Linked DNA regions of Homo sapiens: region 1 is linked to region 2. The links are chromatin contacts, found by Hi-C or POLR2A ChIA-PET in ENCODE. All regions are on one chromosome and are shown on one strand. Each heading gives the region's core, a stretch centred on a gene start or an enhancer-like site at or near the end of the contact. The rest is flanking DNA. Distances are from core to core; before and after follow the strand shown.

What was found. Hi-C counts contacts between places; a loop is a spot of excess contacts on that map. ChIA-PET counts read pairs that join two places held with the same protein, here RNA polymerase II (POLR2A). Pooled maps may share reads with other maps.
Region 1: a pooled map shows a loop between it and region 2 (1.9-fold over the local background). The contact joins two enhancer-like sites. A Hi-C loop is called at or near these places in 1 of 50 pooled maps. POLR2A ChIA-PET finds 5 or more read pairs at or near these places in 4 of 52 experiments (A673, BJ, PC-9 and 1 more).

The regions. Positions count from the first base shown.
Region 1 is chr6:108,712,864-108,716,424 of GRCh38, reverse strand. No RefSeq gene overlaps it. Among named protein-coding and RNA genes, the nearest start is that of LINC00222, 37 kb to the left of the region's middle. Within about 2 kb of position 2,209, at least 3 of the 41 ENCODE cell types and tissues checked have a DNase peak (open chromatin) inside an H3K27ac peak, as active enhancers do.
Region 2 is chr6:108,666,260-108,669,718 of GRCh38, reverse strand. The region is part of intron 2 of FOXO3 (forkhead box O3); the gene reads right to left. Among named protein-coding and RNA genes, the nearest start is that of LINC00222, 84 kb to the left of the region's middle. Within about 2 kb of position 1,503, at least 3 of the 41 ENCODE cell types and tissues checked have a DNase peak (open chromatin) inside an H3K27ac peak, as active enhancers do.

The sequences.
Region 1 (3,561 bases), core at 960-3,459, 46 kb before region 2:
AAATAAAATTTTTATAAAGTTGAGTTGGGCCCTGAGAGGATGAGGCTCAGGCAGAGAAGAAAGACAGACGGCTGAGAACCACAGATGCTCAGGGATCAGGGATGTGTGGGAATCTGGAAAAGCACCTTTGAGAAGCTGAGTCCCGAGGTTCTGAATCTGGTGTCTGCAGCCTCTGAAGGGAACTCCTTTAGGCTTTGAGGGATGACACACTCTCTGATTTTTTTTTAAGCTAACATTTATTGAATATGGCCAACTTTGTTCTAAACATATTTCAAGTATTATCACATTTGATCTTTTTATGAAGTGGGTAGTACATTTATCTCAATTTCACAGATAAGGGAACAGTCAAGGAGGTTACAAAACATGCCCAAGGCCACTCAGCTAGTGCGCGGCTCAGCCAGTGTCAGATGCGTGAGCCTGTGTCTCAGGCCAGGCTGTTACTCACCACTTTATCCTGCCTCCCACTCTGTGACAATTGTTTGTGTGTGTAGTTGTGTGTCCAGGGCTCCATCCTGTTCTGGAAGAAGTCCCTGAGCCTTAGACGGTGAGGGAACACAGGACATTCTCCCAGATGTTTGAAGACAGCTCTCGTATCCCCACCTAAGCCTTCTTTTTTCCTGTTCCTCTTGTGATAGAGCGCCTAAATCCTTTAGCACCCAGCTTGCCCTGGCGTGGGATCACTCTGCCCTGCATCATTTGAAGTATAAGACCCAGAACTAAAACCCACATCCAAGTTGTCTGACCTACCCCATGCAAGCAGAATTAGGAAATCATTTCTGCCCATTGTTCCAATGCAAACACAGCAAAAGATAGAATCAGCTTTGGGGCAGCGAAACCCATTCCACAGACATGTGTTGAACCTCCACGTGAATGAGACAGCCCCTGCCCTCAAGCAGCACACAACCCTGTCAAGGAGGGCGATTGGTCATTTTAACAAAACGTGGTGAGTGCCACAAAGGAGCACAGACAAGTGTTCTGTGGCATCTCCAGAAGCTCAGGGGTGCAGCAGAGCTGGATTGTAAAGAGTGAATAGGAATCCTGAGGCAGGCAGACCGCTTGAGCCCAGGAATTCAAGACCAGCCTGGGCAACATGGCAAAACCCTGTCTCTTCAAAAAATAAAAAAATTAGCCGGGTGTGGTCGCACAAGCCTCTGGTTTCGACTACTCTGGAGGCTGAGGTGGGAGGATCACTTGAGCCTGGAAGTTTGAGGCCACAGTGAACCATGATCACGGCATTGCACTGCAGCCTGGGGGACAGGGATTCTGACTCAGAAAGAAAGAAAGTGTGAATAGGACCTCAGCTGGCGAGCTACAGGAGAAAGAGATGAGACCATGTGCAGAGGTGCAAAGGTGTTCAAGGACATGGCAAGTCTGCAGCCTGACACAGGATTGGTAGCCAGCTCACATCTGGAGGACCCCCTGCTGGACACTAAGGAGGGATCTGGCATCCTGAAGGCAAAGGGGAAACATGAGCTGCTTAACGTGGCTTGGTTCCTATGAACTCATATTGAGCATTTAGTCAGCTAAAATCTTTCAGCTGTGTCACGGGTTTGTTAAACCAAAGTCCAGAACTTTCCATTTATTCCACTTAAATTTCTGGATCCTATTTCTGGCATCCAAGCTGTTAATAATCCCCCCCACCACCCCCACCCCCGGCAAGCTGTGTCATCTGCCCTTTAAGTTATTGATTAAAAATGTCCAAAACACAGGGCTCAGAGCTGAGCCTTGTTGCCTACCACTAGAGACTTCCTCCGAGTTACTCTCTATCTGCATGTCTCAGGTTTATGCTTTCAATGGGTTGTGAGTTCTACTTAAAAGCACCTCTAGCTCACAATTAACCAATTTTGTCTACAAGGAAGTCACAAGAGACCTTATCAGCTGTCTTGCTGAAATCCAGATGTACCACATCCTCAACGTCTCCCTGATCTACCCGCCCTGCCACACCATTAGAAGAAGAAATGAGGTGACACTGACATGACTTGTTTCCAGCAGTCCCATGAAGCTCTTCGAAGATCTGTGCTCCTATTTGTAAGGGGCACAAACCGTTTAACAGCATGCACTACAATTTTATTGGGGCTCCCCTTCCCACTTATTGGTTTGTAGTTTGCAGTATCTAAAGTGTTCTCCCTTTTAAAAACTGGGACTTTTGCCCACTCCATCCTTGGGGACTGTCTCACATTTGTTATGGTTTGTGAAAGATTAACAATAGCTGTTGAGCAATCTCGACATGCTGCAGCTGAGGCTGAGCAGTCACTGGTCAGGGTGAGGAGACCTGGACTCCCTTCAAACTCTGTCATGTTTGTTGGGCGCTTTCTCACCAATCTTGGACCCCAATTCCAACTCAGTAGGGTTATTTTTCCCTTCCCAGACTGGACATCATTCTTGAAAGAGAAAAGGGAAACATGAGTTTGGCATTTGGTCATAGTCTCTTTAGTGTTTTGTCTTGTACGCTAAAGAGTTTGAACTTGATCTGGTGAGTAGAGAAGTCAATGAAGATTTTTTTGAAAAAGGAAGTGATGTGATCGTATTTTAGGTGGAGAGGATTAAGGTTTTGACTGGTTCACATCATTACTACATTGCTGTTTATCAACATCTAACACTCGCAATTACCTCTAAGCAGGAGAAGCAGTGCAAGATAGACTAGCTCAGGTTGATCATTTTATCAACCTGAAAGGGGAAGCAGCTACGTGTAGGATTTGGAGTCTGAGAGACCTGGTTTTAGATACCAGTTCAATTGCTCAAAGGCAGGAGAGCTTAAACAAGCACCTTACCACCTCTGAGCCTCAGTTTCCACATTGAAAAAAATGGGAATCATAATTGTATGACAGGGTGGTTGTGAGGCTGGAAACAATGAATGTAATGGGCCTAGTACCACAGACAAAGTGCTCAATAAATGCTCCTTTGTCCAAATCCTTCATCTTTAGGTGTTGTGATTACACAGCAATCACGGTGCAGGATTCCCCAGCACCCCTAGACTGGGGACTTATTCCTGAAGCAGCCTGAAGAGAGTGGGGCCCTGATTAGACAGATGTGGGCTCTCAGCTGTCTGCAGCAGGCCCATCAAGGCCCCACTCCTGAGTGACCTGCAGGGGAGGCTGGCACTGAATTCCTAGAGTCCCAATCTCTCATCCCACCCTAATTAGCTCCACCTGGGTGTGTGTTCTCTCAGGAACTGCAGGGTTAATAGCTGGAAGAACCAGTTTTAAAATGCACCCTAAGGAGTTGGTCTGGAGCCTGGATGGGAGGCACCAGCCCCAGAAATGGAATGTGTCCCAGGGCCCCAGCCCAGGGCACCTGTAACTTCCTGCAGATGTGGCTGGTCACCTCCCACACACTTGAGCACCTCCTCCCATCCAGCTGTGGGCGTGCAGAGAAGGAAAATGCAGCATGCATAGGGGAGCGTGGTTAGGGAGGCACTGGCCATCCCATCATCCTACTGTCATCCCACCTGCTCTTAGGTTAGCCTTCCATGGCTGAGCAAAATGCCCTCTGGCCAGAGAAAGGCCAGTTCAGGCTGTCAGCTTCTCCTGGCCAGAAGAAGCCACGTTTTCACTGAACACA
Region 2 (3,459 bases), core at 254-2,753:
AGTGTACCAGCCTCTGCAAAGAAAACCCCTTTTTATGGCCATATCAATTTTCTCTCGCGCTCATCGACACTAAAAAGATCCCAACATTCTCTCCCTGAATGACAGTTCAGACTTTCGGCTTTTTTTAAAAGGTAAGAATAAAGATCCCTGAAGATGCAGAATTCTTCAGGCTAGCATACTATAACCGAAGACTATAGTCATAGGTACAAATAGCAGAATATATTCTCCAGGTAATTCATAACAGATTCATATTTATCAGATGTTACATTCCCTAAAACAGAAATATCTACATCAATAAAAAACACGATACAGTCTATATTACCTGTATTTGGTTAGAATTAGTCCTATCCCCAACATAAATTTTAAAGACATACTAGAATCACAGCATTCAAACATCAGTCAAACAAGCATCAAAGATTTACTCCTTTTGGGAAGTAGCCTACACGTAAATTCCAAATGGCTTCCAATACTGCAGCCTGCTGATGCCACACTAGTACACCACTATTTCTTTCTAGCTCTGTATCATAACATAGACTTCACCAGGTCCATTTCACAGACAAAATGTTAGGGTTCAAGTTTATTTAGTTTTTATTTTTTTTATTTTTTGAGACGGAGTCTTGCTCTGTCACCCAGGCTGCAGTGCAGTGGCGCAGTCTCAGCTCACTGCAAGCTCCGCCTCCTGGGTTCACGCCATTCTCCTGCCTCAGCCTCTCCGAGTAGCTGGGACTACAGGCGCCCGCCACCACGCCCGGCTAATTTTTTTGTATTTTTAGTAGAGACGGGGTTTCACCGTCTCGATCTCCTGACCTCATGATCCACCCGTCTCGGCCTCCCAAAGTGCTGGGATTACAAGCGTGAGCCACTGCGCCCGGTCTTCAAGTTTAAAATTATACATACTATGCACCTTTAAAACTTGATGAGGCTGTCTTCTTTTGACAAATGAGAAACCTAATATTCTACAAGATTGAGTGATGTGGCAGAGACAAGAAGTGAACCACCCCTCCCCTCTCCATCTGGGCTTTTGCTGGTGGATGCTTCCCAGTCTTTATGTAAAGTACTTTAAACTAAATATTGGGCTGCTCCCTAATGGTGTCTCCAAATGTCAAAAGATGAAGATGAATGAAAGTTTGTGAATGCAGGCATCTTTGATATCAAATTAAGGTGAGACTGAAGCTGGTTTCCCTCAGAGAGGACACATGTCGAACTCAAGAAGGCTTACCGGAAGCTCGAGCTTGCAGCACCACACCAGCTCATGACCATCTCTGCCACCAACTGTAAGCACATGCACCAAGCTTTATGAACACCTGAGAGAACACAGTGCCCTTCACGACCCAGCAGCCAGCCCTCCAAAAAAGTATGGCTATTTTTTCTTTTCCAGATAGACCTAAGGGTCAAAGAATTCTACACGTGGTCTAAAATGAATGACGTGTGAAACACCCAGCCCGCCAGAGAAGCATCTTGCTGCAGCTCCCCAGCAAGACTGCCTGTCAACTGAGCAGACCGCTCCATTAACACAAGGCGGCTCAGATTCAGCATCACATGACCTTCTTCTGTGAGCAAGCCAGGAATTCAGTCTGGAGAAACACTAAGAAGTTAAACCAAGAAAGTTATTAGAGAGCAACTCTTGGGAAGCTGGGACAGTTAATTTGAGAGAAGCAGGGTGTCAGAGTCTGACCTCAGCCTCGTTCTGTGAATTTAGGAGAGTCTTCAATGAAGTGACAGTCACAGTTAAGTTTTAAAGTAAAAAATACACTTCAGGTTGCATGTGCTCCTGGCTGCTGAAAGAACAATGGATTCTAAGCAAAAATGGAAATCCTAAACCAGAAACTAGATCCCCTCACAGCCCCCACTGTCCTTTGGATGGTTCTTTAAATGCTCTGTGGTCATACTGAGCTAGTCTACTTTCAGGAAAATTTGGTGACTTTTCATTTTTAGCTGAAGAAGTTATCTTCTCAAAACAACCTCCCCCAAAATATTCTGAGGCGAAGATGACCCTAAAGCTTCATTAGGATATAACAATGAAATGCATTATCCTCAATGCAGTCATTTATTATCATCACCAAAATCAGAGTTCACCAGATAAACTTTAAAAATCTAAGTATTTAGATCTCCCTTAATTTTCTGTACAATCCTTTAGAATTACACATATACGAGAAAGATCTGCTGTTCAACCAAAAGGGAAACCAACACTTGAAAAATCAGACAAAAACTGATACTACATTGTCTTCTGAACACATATTTTCCAACGAACTAGAAAGTGGCCTCCTTACAATTACACTCAAATTAAAACTTACTTGTGTCTTTAAAAGCCTATTTTTAAAGGAAGACAAACCATTTATTCTTTTAAAAGCCAAACATCTACATTTCTAAAGACAAATCTTCCATATTCTTCTCCTTAAAGGAAGACAAACTAGTCTTCTAAAGGCCAAATATCTACATTTCTGAAGTCAAATCTCCACTAGCCCAAGTTCTGGTATGGAACTGAGCTGGCTGGCATGGAAGTACTACCACCCTACTTAGCTTCCATTACAGTCTTTTCACCATCTCAAGGGCTATTAAATGACTGAAATCAGATATCTGAGTTCCATTAGGGGTCTCTTAGGCCTGAGAAAGTTGAGAGGCTTTAGCATCACAACACTCTTAACATTCCCCTTTCTGCAACCACCCGTGAGCTGGAGTGAGCTCACCATAGGAGACCCTTGTTAAGTCCTTCATCATGGCAGAGGGTTAAACAAGGCTCAAGTTTTTACAGCTTTGAATTCCCTTGCTTTTTACACCACTTAAAGAAGCCTGTAAGTAGCTTGCTGAGACTAAAACAAAACAAAGCAAAAGGGCTGGGGCACGGAACAGAACCTGTTAACATCGAGGTGGCTAGGGGTGCAAACCTGTTGGTAGAAGATCCCAGTGTTCATCTTACTTCTTGAGGAGGAGAGTTTTTAGGGAAAGCTTGTCTATCATCTGCTACTTTGACTCCAGTTCAGGGCACTTCCCTCCCCTCCCCGCTTTTTTTCTAACCAGCTAGAGAGAATAAGGAAGAACTACTATGGGGGTTCAAGCCATTTAAGAAATGAATCTAGGCCGGGCACGGTGGCTCACGCCTGTAATCCCAGCACTTTGGGAGGCTGAGGCGGGCGGATCACAAGGTCAGGAGATCGAGACCATCCTGGTGAACACAGTGAAACCCCATCTCTACTAAAAATTAAAAAAAAAAAAAAATTAGCCAGGCGTGGTGGCGGGCGCCTGTAGTCCCAGCTACTCAGGAGGCTGAGGCAGGAGAATGGCGTGAACCTGGAAGGTGGAGCTTGCAGTGAGCCGAGATCGCGCCACTGTACTCCAGCCTGGGAGACAGAGCAAGACTCCATCTCAAAAAAAAAGAAAAAGAAAAAGAAAAAAAAAGAAATCAACCTAGCTCTGTAACCTTGGGCAAACTACTTAACCTCTCTGGGCTACCTGCTTGCC